Linked DNA regions of Homo sapiens: region 1 is linked to region 2. A link is an interaction called in ENCODE POLR2A ChIA-PET data of the cell type or tissue named here. Cell type or tissue: PC-9. All regions are shown on one strand. Links, peaks and the distances in the headings refer to the core of each region. The heading gives the core; the rest is flanking DNA. Region 1 holds the start of MIR6895 (microRNA 6895). Region 2 has its middle 23 kb from the start of FAM156A.

Region 1 (11,421 bases), core at 2,684-10,683, 220 kb before region 2:
TGGAAGATAGTTCTGGCAGTTAGTAATTGAGGCCAGTGCAGTAATACAGGTAAGAAAGAAATGCTGATGTTGCCTCTAAGTAGAGATAGATTTGAGAAGAAAATATGACGGAGGTGGGAGCTGATGCATGGTCCAAATAAATGTGGAGATATGTTTATGAATGGGAAGATTTGATATTGTTAGGATGTTAATTCTCCCCAAATTAATTTAGACTCCTGGCAGAGGAATCATTGGGTTGAAGGGTTCTTGATATACATTAGCAAATTTGTTTTCCAGAGAGTAGAATGTATTTATTCCCTTACCGGCACTGTACCTACTTCACTGTGTCTTCACCAAAATTGAATGTTTATCTTAAAAAGCTTTGTGAGACTTCTCAGTAAAGATGACAGATTAAGCATACACATGGCTACTTCCATTCTGTACTGAAACTCCACAAAAATTACATAAAGGGATTTTTTAACGTGAAAAAAATTACAGAGATGGAGAATACGAGAGAGGAGACAATGATAAAATTCTTGAAACTAGAAAACAGATAGATGAGAAAACTGAAACATAAGCCACTACTGAGGACATCTTGAGAACCAGCCCGATTCATACCTCAGAATCCCCCAAAGATTTGTTATCAGTGGCACCAGGCATTCTAGGGGTAAAGATGGATGGGGTGAAAATAAGGATTGGTTCATGTCTGTATAAGAAGCTGTGAGGGCCGGGTGCAGTGGCTCACGCCTGTAATCCCAGCACTTTGGGAGGCCGAGGCGGGTGGATCATGAGGTCAGGAGATTGAGACCATCCTGGCTAACACAGTGAAACCCCGTCTCTAACAAAAATACAAAAAATTAGCCGGGCATGGTGGCGGATGCCTGTAGTCCCAGCTACTCGGGAGGCTGAGGCAGGAGAATGGCATGAACCCGTGAGGCGGAGCTTACAATGAGCCGAGATCACACCACTGCACTCCAGCCTGGGCGACAGAGCGAGACACCGTCTCAAAAAAAAAAGCTGTGAGATACCCTCCCATGCTGGGCAGCTAGAAATGTCTAGTCACTCTAGTAAAAGACTGAAGATTTATTTCTGAAGAGGTTAAAACAGAGTCTCTGGTTTAAGGTCTCCTAGGTACAATTGAAGGTGGAGTTATAGGGAATGTAATTAGGATTTATCATACTGGATGCTGAGGTTCCCAGCCATCATTCTCCACTTGGCTGTTAGAACACTGGCTGCCAGGCCTTTTTTCCTACAGGCAAAAAAAAAAAAAAAAAAAAAAAAAGGATTTTCTTTGGGGAATCTGACTGGCCTGCAAGGAAAGACCTGGAGTTTCCCAAACTAAATGGCTTAGCTAGATCACCCTACAGTGAAGCTCACAGTTGACAAGCTTCATCTGTGTACTCAGAGCTTCCATTTAGCTTTTTAATCTCTTCCTCTTAAATATAAGCAGGCAGCCACAGATTAACAACTGAGAGGCCAGTGCGGTGCAGTGGCTCACGCCTGTAATCCCAGCCAAGGTGGGTGGATCACCTGAGGTCAGGAGTTTGAGACCAGCCTGGCCAACATGACAAAACCCCGTCTCTACTAAAAATACGGCATAGTGGCGTGTGCCTGTAATCCCAGCTGCTTGGAAGGCTGAGGCAGGAGAATCACTTGAACCCGGGAGGCCGAGGTTGCAGTGAGCCGAAATTGCACCACGGCACTGTAGCCTGGGCGACAAAGTGAGACTCTGCGTCAAAAAAAAAAAACAAAAAACTGAGGAAACCCTAAAAAATCCCCCAAAAAACAGAAGCAACTTGGAGATACAGAGGCTAGGCAGGGAGAAATAAACTTCAAAAGAAAGGCATATACTGTAAAAATGAATGAAGACCAGAATACTGTTTAAAAAAATAGCATACCGCAAACAAAGTTATGATAGCAAAAGTGAAAAATGTAAAAAGTGTATGTTTTCCACTTTTGAAAGATGAATAGTTGAGGAAATCTCCCAAAAAGTAGAGTAAAAAGATGGAAAAGGGTAGAAAAAATTAGGGAATTTTTCTAGGAGGTTCAATATTCAAATAGGAGTTATGAAAAGAAAATAGATGAAAACTGAGAGGATGAAATCATTAATGAAATCACTCAAGAAAATTTCCCTGAACTGGAGAACCGATTTTCCAGAGTCAATGGGCCTACCCAGTACATGAGTGAAAAGAAATTCATACCAAGATATATCCTGTAAATTTCCATGTCAAACACTGAGACCAGAAGAATCCTATAAGCTCGAGAGAGAGAGAAACAGGTTTCAAATGCTTATCAAGCATTAGAAATCAGAATGGCTTCGAACTTTTCAACAGTAACACTAGAAGATCAGAGCAGTGTGCCTTTAAAATTATTTTCTGAGTCAACAACTATGGGAGTTTTTAAAAAAAGGATTTTTGCCGGGCGCGGTGGCTCACACTTGTAATCCCAGCACTTTGGGAGGCCGAGGCGGGCGGATCACGAGGTCAGGAGATCGAGACCACGGTGAAACCCCATCTCTACTAAAAATACAAAAAATTAGCCGGGCGTGGTGGCAGGCGTCTGTAGTCCCAGCTATTCGGAGAGGCTGAGGCAGGAGAATGGCGTGAACCCGGGAGGCGGACCTTGCAGTGAGCCGAGATCGTGCCACTGCACTCCAGCCTGGGCGGCAGAGCGAGACTCCGTCTCAAAAAAAAAAAAAAAGGATTTTCATCTTAGAATTCTATATACAGTCAAGTGTGAGAGTAAGAATAGAGACTTTCTTTAAAAAAAGAAAAGTAGGTTCTTCACACCATTTCTCAGGAAACTGTTGGAGGATGTTCTTAAGCATAGCAAAGGAATAAACCAAGAAAGAGGAAGACGTGGGATCTAGGAAATAGGAGATCTGTCACAAGAGAGTGATGATCCAGGGAGGACAGCTGGTCCAGATTGGGACAGATCAGAAGGTTGCATGAGACTGCTACAGAAAGATGAAAATTGATAGGAAAAGAGATTTAAATATTGGTCAGAAAATTAGGGATATATGCATAAAAAACTGAGCAAATTGAGAAACAGGAGGCTGTTTTTAACATAGTCTAGAAGCATGTTATTTAAGGTAGTTATAATCAACGCCAAAATAATCAGAAGAGGTGGAAGTGATTGGCTGTGGGGAAGGGAGAATGGCAAGGCTGGCTGATTTTATAACAGATCTTTATAGAGCCATTTGACTCTACAAACTGCATATATAACTGATGAAAGTAAATAACTAAAAAAGCTTGTCCAGCTTGATTAAAAGTGATATTTATAATTTTTGCAAAAATTACTAAGGAAGTTGGAATATTTTGACAGATATATTTTTTAATCTCAAATCTTCCTATCATCTCAACACACATCAAAACCTTGAGAGCAGAGACCAGTGGTCCTTCCTTTCAGAGTTGGAGAGTCTGGGATTCTGTTGTCAGACTGTGTTCCCTGAGGCTTTTCTTTGTCTCCTTAATTACCTTGCACTTAAGTCAGGTCTGTATACAGGAAAATCTCTATCTCAACAGCCATGGCCTTTTGTGTTCTTCAGGTTGTCCGCACAAACCAGTGTGCAGGAGAGTTTGTCATCACCTTCCCCCGTGCTTACCACAGCGGCTTCAACCAAGGCTACAACTTTGCCGAGGCTGTCAACTTTTGCACTGCTGACTGGGTGAGTCTAGAATGTGGTGGGATGGTGGGGAGAAGCAGGAGGGTTGTAGAGAAGCTGGGGCATCATGGCCTCCAGACTTGGCCACACTCAACCTTGAACCTGCCCACAGTTGCCTGCTGGGCGCCAGTGCATTGAGCACTACCGCCGGCTCCGGAGATACTGCGTCTTCTCCCATGAGGAGCTTATCTGCAAGATGGCTGCCTGCCCAGAGAAGCTAGACCTGAACCTGGCGGCAGCTGTGCATAAGGAGATGTTCATCATGGTGCAAGAAGAGCGGCGTCTACGAAAGGCCCTGCTGGAGAAGGTGGGGAGAGTACCCCAGATCAAGCACCCTATTCTGGTGGAAGTTCGGGGAGGCAGAGGCAGCACCAAGAAGATGTAGCCTCTACTCTTGGCGTATAGTGAAAAGAACTAGATGCATCTCGATTGAAAACCACATACCATTCTCTGCTATACCCTTTACCAGCAACCTTAAGTCGATTTACTTCATTGTCAGTTTTCCCCTCTGAAAAATGGGATTATGATAATGCTTATCTTTTTGGATAGTTGATTGTATTAAAGATAATGTTTGCTTAGTGACTGACCCATGGCAGGTACTGGTATAGCAGCTATTTATCATTATTTACATGACCTAGCAAAATAGACTGGCATATGAAACCTCACTGCTGATTATCTAGGTGACTGTATCAAGTTACTTGATCTTTCATATCTCACTTTCCTACTCTAAAGTGGGAATAAATACCTAACTTGCAAGATGTAAGGTTAGAGTAAGGTGATTTATATGAAAGCCATCTCTCTAACATTGCCTTTGCAATGTTGCAGCTGCTATTATTGGTAATGTTAATACATGAAGAAACTGATTGAAATTTGGAATGTTTCTCAGGAATTGCCATTTTATTACATGCAGATGGTTTATTAACTCCAGCTAGGGCAATAATATTACCAAGCTGAAGGTGGTCCTGCTTTAATTGATTTCTTGTAAGCTTGTGTCAGTTGTGTGTGTAGCTGAGTGGAAGCTGCTACAGAGCTCTAAAGTCCACTCGTGTAGTTTCAGCCATCATCTTCAAATTTCACACTTGCCCAGTTAGGGAATTGACTTTGTGAGAGTCTTTCATAAGATTACAAAGGAGTGCTGGTTCTGTGGGATCCCTTGCTGCCTATCTAGGGTAATACTTTCTTATTTTAAAGCTCATTTATAGCTTTCCTGTGAGTGTGGGCTATAGGGAGAACTATAGCTACAGTAGTGTTGGAAGTCTGGGGCCTCTCAGTCGTGGTGTAAGTTGTTGAGTCCCTGGGCTTTTCCAGGCATCATTTTCTCACTCTGTTCAGTACTGTTATTAAATGATGGCCGTGTGGCTGTGCCAAGCTGTGGGAAGGAGCCAAAGCAAGGTGGGGAGAATAGACCTTCTCATCTTGACATTCAGAATTCTTCACACTTGGCCCTTACCTCAGAGAAGCATTCTGGACACCATAGTCTTGGAATCCTGTAAGAGATTGTATGTGTATTTAAGTATGTTTCTGGGAAGAGGACTTATAGTTTACATCCAATTCTCAGGAGTCTGTAGTCCAAAAAAACCCTAGAGACTTCATCCTTAGAATATTCTCTGGCTTTAGAGTCAAAATTAACTCAGTTTGGCAAGTTACTGACCCTGAGACTTAGTTTCTGCCTTAGTAAAATGAGATAGGCCTGTGGAATATATATTCTTATCTGAAAATTAGAGCTAATAACAGTAAATATTTGATGAACACTGAATCTAAGTGCTGAGATACTTGTCTGATTCCATAGCTGCTTTATTTTTGTTAATCCTCATAACAACCCAACAAGGATGATACTGTTTATCTCCATCTTACTAGATAATGAAACAGACCCAGAGACGTTAAATGATTTACTCATGATCACACAGCATATAAGTGGCAGAGTGGGATTTGGGCTCATAACTTATGCAGAGATTAGGTGTTAAAGTTGGTATGTAAGACAAAAACTGTTAAGAGTTGACATTTCCCATTAAAATCCCTAAAATTGCCCATTAGATATACACACTGGGTTGTCTCTCGATTACTCCAATATAGCCAGCTTTTCCTTCATTTTTGAAATGGATTGCTTTTTCTTTATCTGAGCAACAGATGAAGTCATTGGATTAGGTTTGGAAACCATATTGTTGGGAGAAAATTATTATATCTCTTTAAACCCTGAACACAAGCACATACGGTTGAATTTCTCTAAGTTATATATGTGCACAAGTATCTCCTGCCTACTAAGTGGCCAGCGTGGTGCCTGGAACACAGTGGGCTCTGAGTAACTGGAAGCCGATATTGTTCCCCAGTACACATAACTAGCCAGGCCTGTCCCTTGGCCACTTGCACTCATTGCCACCTCTCTGGTATCTTGGTCCACCACTTTCCTCACTTCTCACCCACAAGACCCTTTCTGCTGATCTGGATCTTACCTGATTTTTCTTCCTCTATAAAATTATCTGACTCAGCGCACACTGATCTTGCCCTGGTTTATCTGATTCCCCAAGCTTTGAGAGTCTAGACTTTACAAAGGGCAGGTATGCTCCCTGGGGTTTGGCCTCTTAAACCCCATGACCCTCAGCATAGATTTGAATCTAAAGTAGGGGTCGGTGGTGGCTGAGATGGAGGATTTTGCTACCTGGTTCTGGTTATATATAACGCATAGGTTAAATGCCCTTAGGGTATCACAGAGGCTGAGCGAGAGGCTTTCGAGCTGCTCCCAGATGATGAGCGCCAGTGTATCAAGTGCAAGACTACGTGTTTCCTGTCAGCCCTGGCCTGCTACGACTGCCCAGACGGCCTTGTCTGCCTTTCCCACATCAATGATCTCTGCAAGTGCTCCAGTAGCCGGCAGTACCTGCGGTGAGCATGGGCCTTTCTGGAGGAAGTGGGGCAAGAAGGAGGATGGAGAGCTGGGCCAGACATGCTCTTGCCTGCCCTCTTCCTCCAGGTATCGGTATACCTTGGATGAGCTTCCTGCCATGCTGCATAAGCTGAAGGTTCGGGCTGAGTCCTTTGACACCTGGGCCAACAAAGTGCGAGTGGCCCTGGAGGTGGAGGATGGGCGGAAGCGCAGTGAGTGATGGGGGGGATGGAGGGACTCCACAGGCAAGTTCTATTCCCTTTCTTCTGTACTCTGACCCCCTTCCTCTGCCTCTATTCAATACTGCCTACTCTTTGCTGCCCTCATTTTTCTTCCAGGCCTTGAAGAACTGAGGGCACTAGAGTCTGAAGCCCGTGAGCGGAGGTTTCCTAATAGTGAGCTGCTGCAGCAACTAAAGAACTGCCTGAGTGAGGCAGAGGCTTGCGTGTCCCGAGCTCTGGGACTGGTCAGCGGCCAGGAAGCTGGGTATGACAGCGTGAGGAGTTAGGGCACACATAAGGTGCTGAGGATCCAGCACCGAGGAAAAGTGCTGCAAGGGGTAGACTGTGAATACCATTTGGCAGAATGGACATCAGCAGGAAGCTGCCAGGCACAAGAGTGTGAGATGGCCTGGAAGGTGTTGGGGGGGACAAGGAGACCAGGCCACCTAAAAAGGAGAGGAGAGCCTCTGTGATAAGAAAGCTAGAAGTGTTTATTTTTTATCAGTACCTGGAAGTGGCCTGAGAGAGAGGCTGAGGGGTTTTGTGGGCAGGGAAGAGTTGTGGGAGGCTTACGGGTAAGAACAGGACAAAGATGTATAGACCTGATCCCTGCTAACACAGCTTTAGAGTTCACAGTAGAGGATGGATTGCAAAGTGTAGCTCTTATTACAACCCATTAGTTTCTAATTCTTTCCCCTCATAATATGAACATGCTCTATAATTTAAAACCTTCCCTCTAACCTGGGCAATTGGGGCAAATTTGAAATATGCGAGATCAAGGTGGACAGGTGTAGTGAGGAAAGGTGTTCAGTCTTAGCATAGACATGGAGGGAAGGCACTGAGTTTGGACCTGAAACCTCACATGTGATACTTCATAGCCCCCACAGGGTGGCTGGTCTACAGATGACCCTGACTGAGCTCCGGGCCTTTCTGGACCAGATGAACAACCTGCCTTGCGCCATGCACCAGATTGGGGATGTCAAGGTGAGGACGCTTGGAGTGCTGATGAGGGATCAAGGGGACCAGGGGACCTGAGCAGCAGGCCATGCTTGGCTCCTTTCAAAAGCTTAAAGTGTTCAGGCAAGACAGGACACACGTGTGAGAAAAGAACAGGTGGGAGGGGTGAGGCAAGGGTCTAGTGACTTGTCTGTTAGAAATGGGCCTTGAGGGTCAGGTGGCAAGGGTATGGGTATAGGATACAGAGTCCAGGTAAGGTTTCCTGGAGGAGGGGTAGAGGAGAAGGAGGTAACAGGGGTGCTTGTTGGGCTTGGAAAGTGGAGGGAAATTCATGAAGGTGGAGGAGGAGTGAGATGGAGAGGGCAACAGACCCCAGGGTGGTGAGCACAAGGGTTTATGTGAGGACTAATCATAGCAATTTTTAGGGCAGGGAGGTCTCTTGGTGCCCTGAGAACAGAGCCCTCTGAAAAGTTAAATAAAGCATAGATTAATAATTATTAGTTAATTAAGAATCTCTCAGGGTGGGGCCCAGGAATCTGCATTCTTAAATTCCCCAGGGCATTCTAATGAGCAGTCAGTGTTAGGAACCCCAACTGTCTTAGGGCTTGGAGAAGGAGAGCTCAGCCCATGTTAGGCTCCTTTGCCCCAAAAGCTTGGAGGGTAAGAAGATAGGTGGGACAAGGTTCCATCTGGTGGTGGAACCCCTCAGTGGGCCCAGCTGAGGAGTTTGTTCTTCATCCTGTGTCCTGGTAGGGTGTTCTGGAACAGGTGGAGGCCTACCAGGCTGAGGCTCGTGAGGCCCTGGCCTCACTGCCCTCCAGTCCAGGGCTACTGCAGTCCCTGTTGGAGAGGGGGCGGCAGCTGGGGGTGGAGGTGCCTGAGGCCCAGCAGCTCCAGCGGCAGGTGGAACAGGCGCGATGGCTGGATGAGGTGAAACGCACACTGGCCCCCTCAGCCCGAAGGGGCACCTTGGCTGTCATGCGAGGACTGTTGGTCGCGGGTGCCAGTGTAGCCCCTAGCCCTGCTGTGGATAAAGCCCAGGCCGAGCTGCAGGAACTGCTGACCATTGCTGAACGCTGGGAGGAGAAAGCCCACCTCTGCCTGGAGGCCAGGTAGGTCCAGCTGCTGCTTCCCTTCCCTGCCCTATTCCAAACATCAAAGTTGAGTGGAGACCCAGAAGAGGATGCCCATGGGTGGCCTTAGGTATCACGCTCCTGTGTTACTGTATTGACTCTCCCCTCTTTTGTTGTCTATCTTGTCGTTTTTTTAAAAAACAACTCTGTATACTTAAAGGCAAAGAGAGGCTGATGGAGAAGCAGAAATGGACAGATAGAGATTATCTAGAAGACTAGCCCTACAGGCTAATGTGCGCATACCCAGAAGCACAAGTGACAGGCAGATGGGCAGATGTTGGTAGAAAGACCCCACACAGGGCAGTTGACAAACTGCAGCAACAGATTACACAATACAGGTTGTATATGTAGGCATTGCTAGCAGGCCAGCAGACTGGCAGACAAACAGAGGTGCAAGAGCTGTGGCAGAAGGGATGAAGTTGGGTGCATGCAGTCTTGGGGAAGCAGGGACTGGCAGCTACCCTTAGGTGGAATACAAGCAAGTAGGCCCAAGTGACAGCAGGAATAACAGACACCCAAGGGGCCCATGCAGATATATCTGGTGGTCAGGCTGGGCTTCTGGTCAGGCAGACCACATCAGACTGAGCGTTCTTTTTTTCCTTACCTTTAGGCAGAAGCATCCACCAGCCACACTTGAGGCCATAATCCGTGAAGCGGAAAACATCCCTGTTCACCTGCCCAACATCCAGGCTCTCAAGGAGGCTCTTGCTAAGGCCCGGGCCTGGATTGCTGATGTTGATGAGATCCAAGTGAGGACCCTGCCACTCCCACCCCAGGCCTTCAGTCCAGCTGGGAAGAGATGGCATATACACTGGGATGTGCTGGGTTGCTGGGATGGGTTGGGTTGGCTGGAGAGAGGAAGGGGGCATGGCATGTAGTCAGGAGGCAAGATGTGCCTGATGAGCAGGGTGAGAGGAAGAGTGTGAGGCTGGCCTGAAGGAAGAGAGGGCACTGGTTAGGATGAGATTGGTGGGCCAGGGAAGCAGGTGGTATGGGACTGAGCAGGGCAGGGGCATGGAGGAGAGGAGAAGAGGCAAACCACAACAGAAGGCTGACTAGATATTTGGGGCTGAGCCAGTCAGTAGATGCCGGTGTTGTGGGAGAGAGCCAAGTGGTTGTTCCTTAGGATGACACCTATTTTTTTAATCCCTCAAGACTGAGCCCAGTTCATCTTTCCAGCTCAGGGCCAGGCACAGAGTAAGCATCAATAGCATTGGCAAGTTGAACTGAGCTGTCTCTCGCCCTTGGCCTTAGAATGGTGACCACTACCCCTGCCTGGATGACTTGGAGGGCCTAGTAGCTGTGGGCCGGGACCTACCTGTGGGGCTGGAGGAGCTGAGACAGCTAGAGCTACAGGTACTGACAGCGCACTCCTGGAGGGAGAAGGCCTCCAAGACCTTCCTCAAGAAAAATTCTTGCTACACGCTGCTGGAGGTGAGGCCTGGGACCTTGACCTACAGCGTCTCTTAACGCCTGCCCTGGCTTCTGTGAGATGGCTCATGAGATAACATGGGTTTTGTAGGGGCACCAGGGAGGGAAGGAGGCGGGGGATGTAAGGGAAGCCCAGTCATTCCCTCTCTTGTCTGCCTGCCCCAGGTTCTCTGCCCATGTGCAGATGCCGGCTCAGACAGCACCAAGCGCAGCCGGTGGATGGAGAAGGAGCTGGGGTTGTACAAATCTGACACAGAGCTGCTGGGGCTGTCTGCGCAGGACCTCAGGGACCCAGGCTCTGTGGTAAGGAGCTTCGACACAGATGGGGAGAAGGGCTTGGTGATGATAGAGTGTCTGAGCTGGGTGGCCATGAGCAGACCGCTTGTCCCCTGAGCCTCAGTTCTCCTGGTTTGGGAGTGGGGGTGTTAAGGGGGGGCCCAGAGAAGGGAAGGGGTAGGCTGCTGACCCACTTTGCTCCTGTCCTGGGTATGGCAGATCGTGGCCTTCAAGGAGGGGGAACAGAAGGAGAAGGAGGGTATCCTGCAGCTGCGTCGCACCAATTCGGCCAAGCCCAGTCCACTGGCATCATCGAGCACGGCCTCCTCTACAACCTCTATCTGTGTGTGTGGGCAGGTGCTGGCTGGGGCGGGAGCTCTGCAGTGTGACCTGTGTCAGGACTGGTTCCATGGGCGGTGTGTGTCAGTGCCTCGCCTCCTCAGCTCTCCGAGGCCCAATCCCACCTCATCCCCACTGCTGGCCTGGTGGGAATGGGACACCAAATTCCTGTGTCCACTGTGTATGCGCTCAAGGCGCCCGCGCCTGGAGACCATCCTGGCACTGCTGGTAGCCCTGCAGAGACTGCCTGTGCGGCTGCCCGAGGGCGAGGCCCTGCAGTGCCTCACAGAGAGGGCCATCAGCTGGCAAGGCCGCGCCAGGCAGGCTCTGGCCTCTGAAGATGTGACTGCTCTTTTGGGACGGCTGGCTGAGCTCCGCCAACGGCTACAGGCTGAACCTAGACCTGAGGAGCCTCCTAACTACCCTGCAGCCCCTGCTTCTGACCCCCTCAGAGAGGGCAGTGGCAAGGATATGCCTAAGGTGAGCTACTCAGCCCAGCTCTTGTCCTCAGATTCTTGTCTCCTAGCCCCTACCCCAGTT
Region 2 (11,421 bases), core at 2,195-10,194:
ACCCTTGGCCTCTCAGGCTCAAGCAATCCTCAGCCTCCTGAGTAGCTGGGACTACAGGTGTACACCAGCACACTCGGCTAAGTTTTCTTATTTTTTGCAGAGATGGGGTCTCACTCTGTCACTCAGGCTGGAGTGCAGTGGCATGATCATGACTCACTGCAGCCTCGACCTTCTGGGCTCAAGCCATCCTGCCTCGGCTTCCCAAAGTTCAAAGTCATTTTGACTGTTGTAGCTCCTTTCCCTTTCCACATAAATTTTAGAATCAGTTTGTATCTATAAAAGATCCTGCTGGGAATTTCATTGGAATTGCATGAAATCTGTACATCAATTTGGGGACATCATTCCTATAATGAGTCTGTAATCCATGAGTACAGTACGTCCCTCTCTTTATTTAATTGTTCCTTTATTTCTTTCATTAGCTTCTGATGGTTTTTAGCATACGGCTCCTGCACATGTTTTGTTAGGTTTTCAGGGGCAGCTATTGTAAATGGTATTGTATATTTTTAAAAATGTTCCAAGCAGTTCATTGCTAGTCTATAGAAGTGCTTTGCTTTTTGTTGTTGTTGAACATATATCCTATAATGTTGCTTAACTCCCTTGTTCATTCGAGAAGTATTTTTTATAAATCTGACAAGATTTTCTATGTAGATTATAATAATGTCTGTGAGTTGGAGTAGTTGTAGTCCCTCCTTTCCAATCTGTAAGCCATTTATTTCTTTTTCTTTCCTTTTTAAGCTGGTTGGAACTTTCAGTACAATATTGAATAACAGGGGTGAGAATGAGCAACCTTGTTTGGTTCCTGATGTTATGGAGAAAGCAGTTAGTCTTTATTAAGTATAATATAAGGTGTAGGATTTTTTTAGTTGCTCCATATCAAGTTAAGCAAGCCTCCTTCTAATTCTGGTTTGCTGTTTTTTTTTTCTTTAATTATGAATGACTGTTGAATTTTGTCAAAGGCTTTATCTGTATCAACTGTTGTGACCATGTGGTTGGAGTTTGCAGTTTTTTTTCGGTATATTAATATGGTAGATTGCATTGACACATTTTTGAATATTGAACCAGCTTTGCATTCCCAAGATAAATCCCACTTGGTCTTGGTGCATTATCCTTTTTATATATTATTGGATTTAATATTAACCAAATGTTTTCTTGATAATATTTTGTTGAGAATTTTCTGAATCTATGTTCATGAGGGAGATTACACTATAGTTGGTTTTTTCTTAATGCTGTCTTTGTCTGATTTTGGTGTCAGTGTAATGCTGATCTTATAACATGATTTGGTAAATATTTCAACCATCAATTCCATGTTTTTTTTTTCTGCAGTGATTTTATTTTTTTATTTTATTTTTTTAATTTTATTATTATTATACTTTAAGTTTAGGGAAGTCAGTGTGGCGATTCCTCAGGGATCTAGAACTAGAAATACCATTTGACCCAGCCATCCCATTACTGGGTATATACCCAAAGGATTATAAATCATGCTGCTACAAAGACACATGCACATGTATGTTTGTTGTGGCACTATTCACAATAGCAAAGACTTGGAACCAACCCAAATGTCCAACAATGATAGACTGGATTAAGAAAATTCCATCTTTTAATAGATGGAATCTATTTAGATGATTGGTTTATTTTATTATTGGTTTATTTTATTATTATTATTATTTTTTTTTAGTAGAGACAGAGTTTTGCCATGTTGTACAGGCTGGTCTTGAACTCCTGACCTCAAGTGATCCACCCACCTTGGCTTCCCAAGGTGCTGGGATTACAGGCATGAGCCACCACAGCTGGCCAATGATCTATTTTTGAGTAAGTTTTGGTGGTTTGTGTCTTTCAAACAATTGTTCCATTTTCATCTAAGTTGCTTAATGTATATGCATTCATATATTTGTGAATTAGTATTCATTAGTTATTCATAGTATCCTTTTCATTTTTGTGGGGTCTCTAACTTGTATTAAAGTTTTCAAAGAACGAGCTTTTGGGCCATTGATTTTGTCTGTTCTTTTTTTTGTTTTCAGTCTTATCGATTTCAGCTCCAATCTTTATTTCCCTCATTCTGCTTACTTTGGGTTTATTTTTATTTTCTTTTTCTAGTTTCTTAAGGTGGAAAGTTTCATAATGGGTTTGGGTCCTTTATTTTTTCCAATATGATAATGTAATGGTATAAATTTACTCCCTAGCACTGATTTAGCTGCATCCTGCAAATTTTAATATGTTGTATTTTCATCTTCATTCAGTTTAAAATATTTTCTAATTTCCCTTGTATTGCTCCTTGACCCATGGATTACTTAGAAGTATATGGATTGTTTAATTTCTAAGTTTGGAGATTTTCCTGTTTACTTTCTCTTATTCCTTGTTTTTTTTTTTTCCTATTTTGATCAGAGAACATGCTCTGTATGATTTCAATTATTTTACATTTGGGAAGATTTATTTTGTGACCCAAGATATGGGCTATTTTGGTGAAGTGTCCATATGTACTAGAAAAGAATGTATATCCTCATGTTGTTATGTAGATGGTTCTGTAAATGTAAATACAATTCAGTGGGTAAATGGTGTCATTCAGTTCTTCTATATCCTTGCTAATTTTCTTTCAACTATTTCTATATATTACTGAGAGAGAATTGAAATCTCCAACTATAATTATAAATTTGTTCATCTTTTCCTCTATGTGTGATTTTGCTTTTGTGTTTTTTTTTTTGTTTTTGTTTTTTGTTTTTTGAGACAGAGTCTCACTCTGTCACCCAGGCTGGAGTGCAGTGGTGCAATCTCAGCTCACTGCAACCTCCGCCTCCCAGGTTCAAGCGATTCTCCTGCCTCAGCCTCCTGAGTAGCTGGGATTACAGGCATGTGCCACCACACCTGGCTAATTTTTGTATTTTTTAGTACAGATGGGGTTTCATCCTGTTGGCCAGGCTGGTCTCAAACTCCTGACCTCAGGTGATCCACCTGCCTCGGCCTCCCAAAGTTCTGGGATTACAGGCGCGAACCACTGTGCCCAGCCTGCTTTTGTGTTTCGAAGGTCTGTTGTTCGGTGCTGGCAGAAAAGGGTTAATAATATAGGAAGCCTGAGACTTCCCTTAGAAGGGCCTGCTTACCATGTTGGCCCTTGCCAGGCATCAGGGAACTTGGATTTGGGAAGGATTCCCATGATTCCCTTACTCTGCCTAAACTGTTTGTACAAAATATAGTTTATGCTGCATAGGTGCTTTCATTCTGGAAGTCTGGAATCTTGGCACATGCTAGGCAGAGGGTGCCTGTGTGACCAGCCCCCAGTAAAAGTCTTCAACACTGAATCTCTAGTGAGCTGCTCTGGTAGAAAATATGTCACATCACACATGTCACAATTGATTTCTGGAGGAACGAATTCTGTGACTTTCCTAAAAAAGGACTCCTGGAAACTTGGGCTGGTTTCCTCGGGACATTGCCCCATACACTTTTTTTTTTGTGCTGATATTGCCGTATACTTCCATTGTAATGAATCTTCACCAACATGAGTCCAGCTATATGCTGACTGTGAGTCCTGTGCGTCCTCCCAGCAAATAATCGAAAATGGGAGTGGTCTTGGGGACCCCTGACACAGTTGTGACAGTGGTGGGATTTGCCAGAATGAGCCTGACTCACTAAAATATGGTGAAAGCCTTGTTTAAGTAAAGAAAGGATGAAGGAGTAATGGGTGATGAACCTTTTGTGCTCGGGCGATTATGGCCTCACACACGCTGTGAAACAGCAGCTAGCTGTTGTCTCTTGTGAGAGGTAAATGTTACTTACAGAATTTAAAAAGAACACATCCAACTCTTGGAGACTTGGATCACTGCATTCCTTGGCGTCTTTTGCCATGCCGGAGATTGTGGGGTGGGAGCACAGCCAGGTCAAATTTTGGTTTTTGTCCTCTCTTCCAAACAAAAGAAAGGGACTGGGAATTCACAAAAGTAATGCTGGGGTGGATGAAAAATGTTAAAAATTTGGGTTTCTCTCTCCTCCAGGTGGGAGGGAAAAAATTATATCAGTTCTCTGGGCTGGAGCAAAGCTTAGATAAACCAAAGGGAACAAAAAGAAAAATTTCTCCAGCCTTTTCTTCAGCTTTGCTGCTGCTACTGCAGCCCCTCCCAGCCTTCCAGACAGAATCTCCCCTGGCAGCTATGATGTTAACCCTATAATTGCAATGAAAGCCAAAAAAAGGAATTAAAAATAGCTTTTTTTTTTGTTTTATGGCTGCTGCATCTGGATGTATGATAAAATTGATGTGAAATGCTATATACTTATAATGTAATAAATGCTAGAGGGACCATCCCCTTCAGGGAAGGCTGGAGGGGAAATATTTTTTCTTTTTTATTTTGAGACGGTCTCACTCTGTTGCCTAGGCTGCAGTGCAGTGGTGCAATCATGGCTCACTGTAGCCTCGACCTTCTGGGTTCAAGCAATCCTCCCATCTCAGCCTCACGAGTACCTGAGATCACAGGCATGTGCCAGGATGCCAGGCTAATTTTCTTATCTTTTTGTAGAGATGGAGTTTCTCTGTGTTGTCTAGGCTGGTCTTTAATTCCTGGGCTCAATCTGCCTTATGTTAGTCATTTCCAGTGAACCTGTAAAGGGCCAAAGCCCTCAGCTCCTACACAACAAAGGACTAATAGCCTGGCTTTGCTTCCCTAACTTTTCTCCTGGTGTACACACCTTGGTAAGGCACTTTGACCATTCAATGCAGAGCTGTCACCAGCAAAGCATTGAACTTTTCCAGCCTGCTCGTGAAATAAATGATAGAGACAAAAGGGATAAGAAGTTATGCAAACCTACATAAATTTATTTTTAAATCTGGAATTTCATCCTGATCAGTTTCTGAACATGATGTGTATTATTGGTTGATTTATTAAAATTTTTTTCTCTGAAAATTCTTTTTTCCCTCTTGCATATGACCATTTCAGAGAAAAGATCTAGAGGACGGTAGATGATAAGTAAAGAAATGGGAAGGTCTTTTTTTTTTAAGAGATACTTGGTTTTATTTAAAGTATATATTGAATTACATTGAGTGTCTTTATAGTATCTATTGAGATTATTATTTTTTACTTTAACTGATTAATATATCGTTACTTACATTAATTGACTTTCTTTTTTAAAATTATTTATTTATTTATTTTTGAGATGGAGTCTCACTCTATCACCCAGTCTGGAGTGCAGTGGCTTGATCTTGGTTCACTATAACCTCCGCCTTCCAGGCTCAAGCGATTCTCCCACCTCAGCCTCTCGAGTAGCTGGGATTACAGGTGCTCATCACCATGCCCAGCTAATTTTTGTATTTTTAGTAGACATGGGGTTTCACCATGTTGGCCAGGCTGGTCTTGAACTCCTGACATCAAGTGATCCACCCACCTTGGCCTTCCAAAGTGCTGAGATTACAGGCATGAGCCACCACGCCCAGCCTTTTAAAAAATATAAGTTTTTAAAAATTTTATTTATTTTTTGAGATGGGTTCTGCTATGTTGGCCAGGTTGGTCTTGAACTCTTGGCCTCAAGCAGTCCTCCTTCCTAGGCCTTCCAAAGTGCTGGGATTACAGGCATGATCCACTGAGATGATATCTCATTGTAGTTTTGATTTGTAAGAAGTGGAAAGTTTTGATTTCAGATTAGTACACACTGGTTTTCTAACAATGAAGAAAACACAAAACCTGACATGTGGAAAGAGTCAAGCCAGAGAGAGGGGACATTAGTGATCTCTGGTTTTCAAATGGTTCATGAAAACCTTCCCCTTTTCCTGAAAAAAAAAAAAAGCTCCTCATTCAGCCTTCCTAAATTTCTGTGAGTATGTTGAAATCATACTGACTGCCGAGTGCACAATTACACCTGACAGAGCTGCAACTAGGGGACAGTAGGGGCAACCCAGCTCCTGAGCATCCCATGCAGAACATCTACAGATGTCATCCATGCTTGTGAAGAGGAGGAACTGGTGTCAATGGTTAACAGAACCTGGACTGACTGCCTTCTGTCAGTCCCTCAGAAACCAAGAACACAAATGAGTTGTTTGGATGGACGAGGAACCCTAGAGGGAAAAGTCCCACAGTGGGAAGCCACACTGGGGGCCTTGGCCAGCTCCTGCCTGACTAATGTATGTCCTGCTGGGGGTGCCCTAACAAGGGTAAAGTCTTGGTGTCCAGGGGTACCACGTGTGCCTTCTGGGATTGTACTTGCATGTGCGCCCTGACTATTCCATCACTGCCTCATCCCTGGAAGGCATTCATGTCAGCTTCAGTTTCCTGTCCAGATTGGTGCTGAGCCTGAAATGGAGACTTGGGCTGGACAAAAAAAGGTTCATACACAATCTTAGTTAGGAAGTCACCTGCCTTTCTAAGATAGACCTTCATGGTTACTGGGATTTGTATTAGTTGGCTGTGATGGTAAACTTGATGTGTCAACTTGGCTTGGCCACAGTACACAGGTATTTGTTGAAACACCAGACTAGGTGTCTCTGTGAAGGTGTTTTTTAAGATGAGACTAACATTAAAATCAGTAGACTTTGAGTAATGCAAATTATACTCCATGATGTGGCTGGGCCTCATTCAATCACTTGAAAGTCTTAAAGAAAAAAAAAAAGACTGGGATCCCCCCATGAAGAAAAAATTCTGCCTCGAGACTGCCCTTGGATTCGAGCTACATTACCTCTTCCCTGGGTCTCCAGCCTGACATTCTGCTCTGCACAATTTAGACTTGCCAGCCCCCACAGCCTCTCTCTCTCTCTCTCCCTCTACACACACACACACACACACACACACACACACACACACACACACACACACACACACACACACACACACAGAGGAACCCTAACCAAAAGGCTGCTTACATCTGGGACCCTTAAAGGGCATAGCTGAGATCAGTACTTTGGTCTCACTCTGTTGCATGGCTCCTAAGGCAGAGGCCTCTGGCATTCTCCTCCCACCCTCTGCAGACTGCCAGCCATGGGGCTCATCACTGTGACTCAGCGTTTGGTCATCCAACCATGTAGAGATCACTACAATTCCATAAGTGTTCCCTGCCCTCTTTCTGTCTGTGAGGTCCTCTATCCCATCCTGAGGACTCAGGGATCTACTGGGCATGTTTCCAACCTTCCAGGAGAGACCACAGAGCCTGGTGAGGGAAATACACCTGCAAAGAGAAGTTCAGTTTAGTAACAGCAATGGGCATAGCCGGTGTGTTCACCAACTAATGAGAGATCACACTACCAACATCTCCCGCTTGATTTTCCCCATCAACTAACAGCTTATCATGGAAATGATCCCTTTGGTAGGTAAGTTGGATTCCCCTCATTGTTTCCCCCAGGCATGCAGCACTACAAAGCAAATTGATACTGGTATGTTGTGTCAGAGTGGAATCCAAGAATGGAATGCCCTGCAGTGATGTGATTTCTAAAGCAGTCAATAAGTCTTTGTAAGTTTCCAGGTGAAGCAACATACAAGCCCCGGCCCCCGCCACCCAGTTTACAGGGAAGTGATATATATGGAAAAAAATCCAGTTTATTTAAGACTCTGGAAAAAGTTGTTTGCCTCCCTGTAACCTTCACTCCACAAATGCCAGTAGCCGCTTCCAATAATTTGAACACCCAAAGCTGCCCTTGGAAATTTCCAAAATGCCCCAAAATGGGCGATGATATTCTGACTACAAACCACAAGTTTAGGATTTAAAAGAAGAATCCTAGAACTTCTTAATAACATCAAAAGTTTAGGAATGTTGCAGTCGGTACAGAGGAAACAGCACAGTAACATGGAGAAGGACACAATGTTCCCCAGGAGGGGTTGCGGGAACCTTGTTCCTCTGTGTTGCTTTCTTGTGATAAGAAAGTGTTTCAGTGCCAGCTGGGGTGTGTGGTGAAGCTTCATTTCAAAGGTCAACCACTGCCATGGGACATTGATGCTCAGGATGGTTCTGTGGTAGTCATGGCTCTGGGATCCTGGGACTGGTGTCCTTCTTCTCAGTGAGGACAGCCCTCTCCAGGCTGTGACATAGGAGGAACAGGCCAGGCTAGGTCGTCAGGCTGCCAGGGACAGGTGTGTGCTGTGGGAGAAGGAGAAGGACAGCTGGAGGGAGGAGAGGGGAGACGAACTCCTTAGGTGAGGGGCAGGTGTCTGTTGGTGAAGGGAAGACATTGGTCCTAAGTCCTGACATTGCTCTAGGCTCCCGTTGAAGGAAATGACGGTGCAAGAAGGAAACCAAGGCTGGTGGGAGGGGGACAACAGCTTGCATCTCCTCCCATCCTATGTGTTCAGTGGTCCCTGAGAGGAGCCCATACCATTTTGGGATCTAAAAGGTCATTTCCTGGGACCCCTTCATTCACTGCCCATGAAGAGAAGGGATTTGAGATAAACTGAGGCCTTCAAGGAGAAAGGCCAGTAGGAGTTGTGAGGCCTTCTCAAAAGTCCCTCTGCCCTACCCTTACGGTGAGTCTCACACTGCGCTCATCTTGTCCTGTGTTACTTTGCTCTGAGGTTGCTCTTCTGAACCTCATGTCTGTCCTGGGAATATTTTTCTGGGTATATTGCAGACAGTCTTGCTACCAAAGGGATTTAATAAGGTTTCTGAAAGTTCCCTAGGCTGGCCAGCAAAGTTCCCTTGGACTACATGAGACTCACTGGGTGTGAGTTCTGGAATCTGCACTTTTAAAAGATCCTAGGTTCTAACTTTCATGGAAACGTGTCTGAGCAATACTAGAGCAGGAGAATAGTCTCCTTTCCCAGTGACACAGCTTCTTTCTCCTTTGTGAAGGTATGGAAGGGATAGGTTTGATGTGTTCTCTGATGTACAAACCCAAGACCTTCAGCTGAGGAGACCGACACTGACGTGCTGCCTGTTATGGTAATGACACACTCAGGGCACCATCTCCAAATGATACCCAGACCAGTCCTTTCAAGTCTCCATCTCTTAAAGATTTCTGAAGAAATCAAATATCTATTGCCTGTGCAGTCCCATGCTATAAAATTCTAAATATTTTGCAGTAGCTTTTGGATCTTACTCTTGATTGCACTAATATGCAGCACAGTAGAGTTTTCGCGATGCCCGTGGCTCTTGGTTCCAGCACTCACTGCTGGGTGACCCTGAGAAAGTTCCTTAACATCTCTGTGCTTCCTTTCTCCATTAGTACCATGGAAATACTACTAGTAATGTCATCTACTTCTTGGGGCAGTTTAGAGCACTGACTGTGTGAAGACATGTACAGTTGTCTGGACAGTCCCTGGCATATGGTCAGTTTCCAATAAATTCTAAGCTGTTATTGTTGCTGTTCCCGCATTTCCCTGGGGCATGTTCTGGAGAGACAGATGTCAAGTCTACTTTTGACCCCTTGGATGATGTTTAGATTATCTCTTCAGCTCTTCTGGGACTCAAGGTCTGAGTCTGTGGGGCAGGGGGAGGGCACATTTTATTAGCATAATGAATATTCAGCTTTCCTTACAGGGTATCGTGGAGCCTAAATGCAATGCTGGAGTTTCATCATCATGAGCTTGTATGGAAAATTTGAATGGAAATTTCTCTAGGAAATTAGAACTCTAGTGACCTCTTCATGTAACTTGTATAATGCTTGGACAAGCAAGTGGTCACTGGATAATGATAGCACAAAAGCATATAAATTTTTAGAAATAATTTAAAGAGTGAAATTTAAAGGTCAAAAATTATTATCATATGGATTATTCTATTGCTATTAGTTCTATTAAGTCCAACTCTCCTCCATCAAATTGTGAAGATCTGAATCTGATGGAGATATGAAGCTGTTAGCAGTTGAATTTTTATTAGTGGTATTTTATTTTTTGTATAGTATTCACCTCGTCTGTTGTATCTTGTGTTGATTACTTCTACCATTAATGTTTATTGTTGGCTAGGCATGATGGCTCACACCTATAATCCTAGAATCTTAGGAGGCCAAGGCAGGAGGATTGCTTGGGCCCAGGAGTTCGAGATCATCCTGGGCAATGTAGTGAGACCTTGTCTCTACAAGAATAAAAAAATAAGCTGGGCATGGTGGTTCATGCCTGTATTCCCAGCTACTCAGGGGTCTGAGGTGGGAGGATTACTTGAGCCCAGGAAGTCAAGGCTGCAGTGAACCATGATCATACCACTACACTCTGGCCTGGGCAATGGGAGTGAGACCCTGTCTCAAAAAAGTAAATTCATTTTTGATCTAAGGAAAGACTTATGGTACTAATGTTTTCTGAGCTAAATCATGAGAAGATGGTATCAATTTATTCAGATCCAGAGTCAGAGGAAATGGGCAATGGGGGAAGAGAGTGGAGTGTGGAGGGGAAGTGAAGGTGTGCGGGGCAGGGAGAGAGGTCTAGGGCAGACAGGGGCAAGGAATAATGGGGAAGAGCAGAAAGCAGAAGTTCAGAGATGTGAGAATAAAAACTCATACTTCTGGATACTTACTCTGGGCCAGATGTTTTTAGTGCACTCTCTCTCTTCATTTATATATATACGTATCAAGATATATATATATATATATATATGTGTGTGTGTGTGTGTGTATATATATGTATATATGTATATGTATATATGTGTGTGTATATATATATGTGTGTGTGTATATATATATATATGTATAGTGCCACAGGCATCGTGAAAACTCTACTGTCCCTGCCCTTGCAGGCAATGTGACTTTTGGCAAGTTCCTTAGTCTCTTAACCTATGTGTCTCAGTTTCCTATTCTGTAATAAGGGATGATAACATTAGCAACACACTAAGTGACTGTTATTATATATACATATTTATATAATGTAAAAATATAGTCATATTTCGATAATACAGGGTGATGAGTCAATACCAGGAAAGCACAAAGATGGTCTCTGTTCCATATCAAGCTTTCTGTATGTGTTTGCTACCATGGATGTTAGCAGCAACATCCTTGTCACTGTCATTATGGGAAATAGCTTTGGTATAATATTAAACAAAACAACAGATGCAGTATTATAAACACACTACTTGTTCTCCAATCTCATAATTTTAAAAAACATGCATAGAAAAAAGCCTGTAAGGGAATGCACCACATTTGAAGTGTTGCTCTCTAAGTGGGAAACTCAATCATTTTGAAATAACATTCCTTTCACTGTTTTACTTGCGTTTTCTTCCTTATTATTACTCAGCCACTGTTTCTCTAATAATTTTTTTTTTTGAGATGGAGTCCTGATCTGTCGCCCGGGCTGGAGTGCAGTGGCACGATCTTGTTTCACTGTAACCTCTGCTTCCCAGGTTCAAGCAGTTTTCCTGCCTCAGCCTCCCGAGTAGCTGGCATTACAGGTATGCACCACTATGCCTGGCTAATTTTTGTATTTTTAGTAGAGACCAGGTTTCACCATGTTGGCCAGGTTTGTCTCGAACTCCTGACCTCATGATCCGCCCGACTCAGCCTCCCAAAGTGCTGGGATTACAGGCGTGAGCCACCGCACCTGG

What was found. Peaks named below come from ENCODE experiments on the same cell type or tissue, not always from the same donor. Only the 100,000 strongest peaks of a DNase experiment are listed, where the experiment ranks them.
Region 1: POLR2A ChIA-PET joins it to region 2 with 11 read pairs; 2 of 35 experiments call an interaction of 5 or more read pairs at or near these places.

The regions. Positions count from the first base shown.
Region 1 is chrX:53,194,079-53,205,499 of GRCh38, reverse strand. KDM5C (lysine demethylase 5C) reads left to right here. Exons shown (of 26, transcript NM_004187.5): 13 at 3,527-3,646; 14 at 3,756-3,950; 15 at 6,342-6,523; 16 at 6,612-6,736; 17 at 6,863-7,010; 18 at 7,624-7,729; 19 at 8,456-8,814; 20 at 9,446-9,584; 21 at 10,090-10,269; 22 at 10,432-10,569; 23 at 10,762-11,361. MIR6895 (microRNA 6895) reads left to right here and starts at 10,012; the gene lies at 10,012-10,089. MIR6894 (microRNA 6894) reads left to right here and starts at 6,555; the gene lies at 6,555-6,611. In PC-9, for the core only: no CTCF peak of the experiment used is centred there; no DNase peak of the experiment used is centred there.
Region 2 is chrX:52,976,166-52,987,586 of GRCh38, reverse strand. It overlaps a transcript of FAM156A not described here. Among named protein-coding and RNA genes, the nearest start is that of FAM156A, 23 kb to the right of the region's middle. In PC-9, for the core only: no CTCF peak of the experiment used is centred there; a DNase peak (open chromatin) is centred at 6,976; H3K27ac peaks cover 416 bases.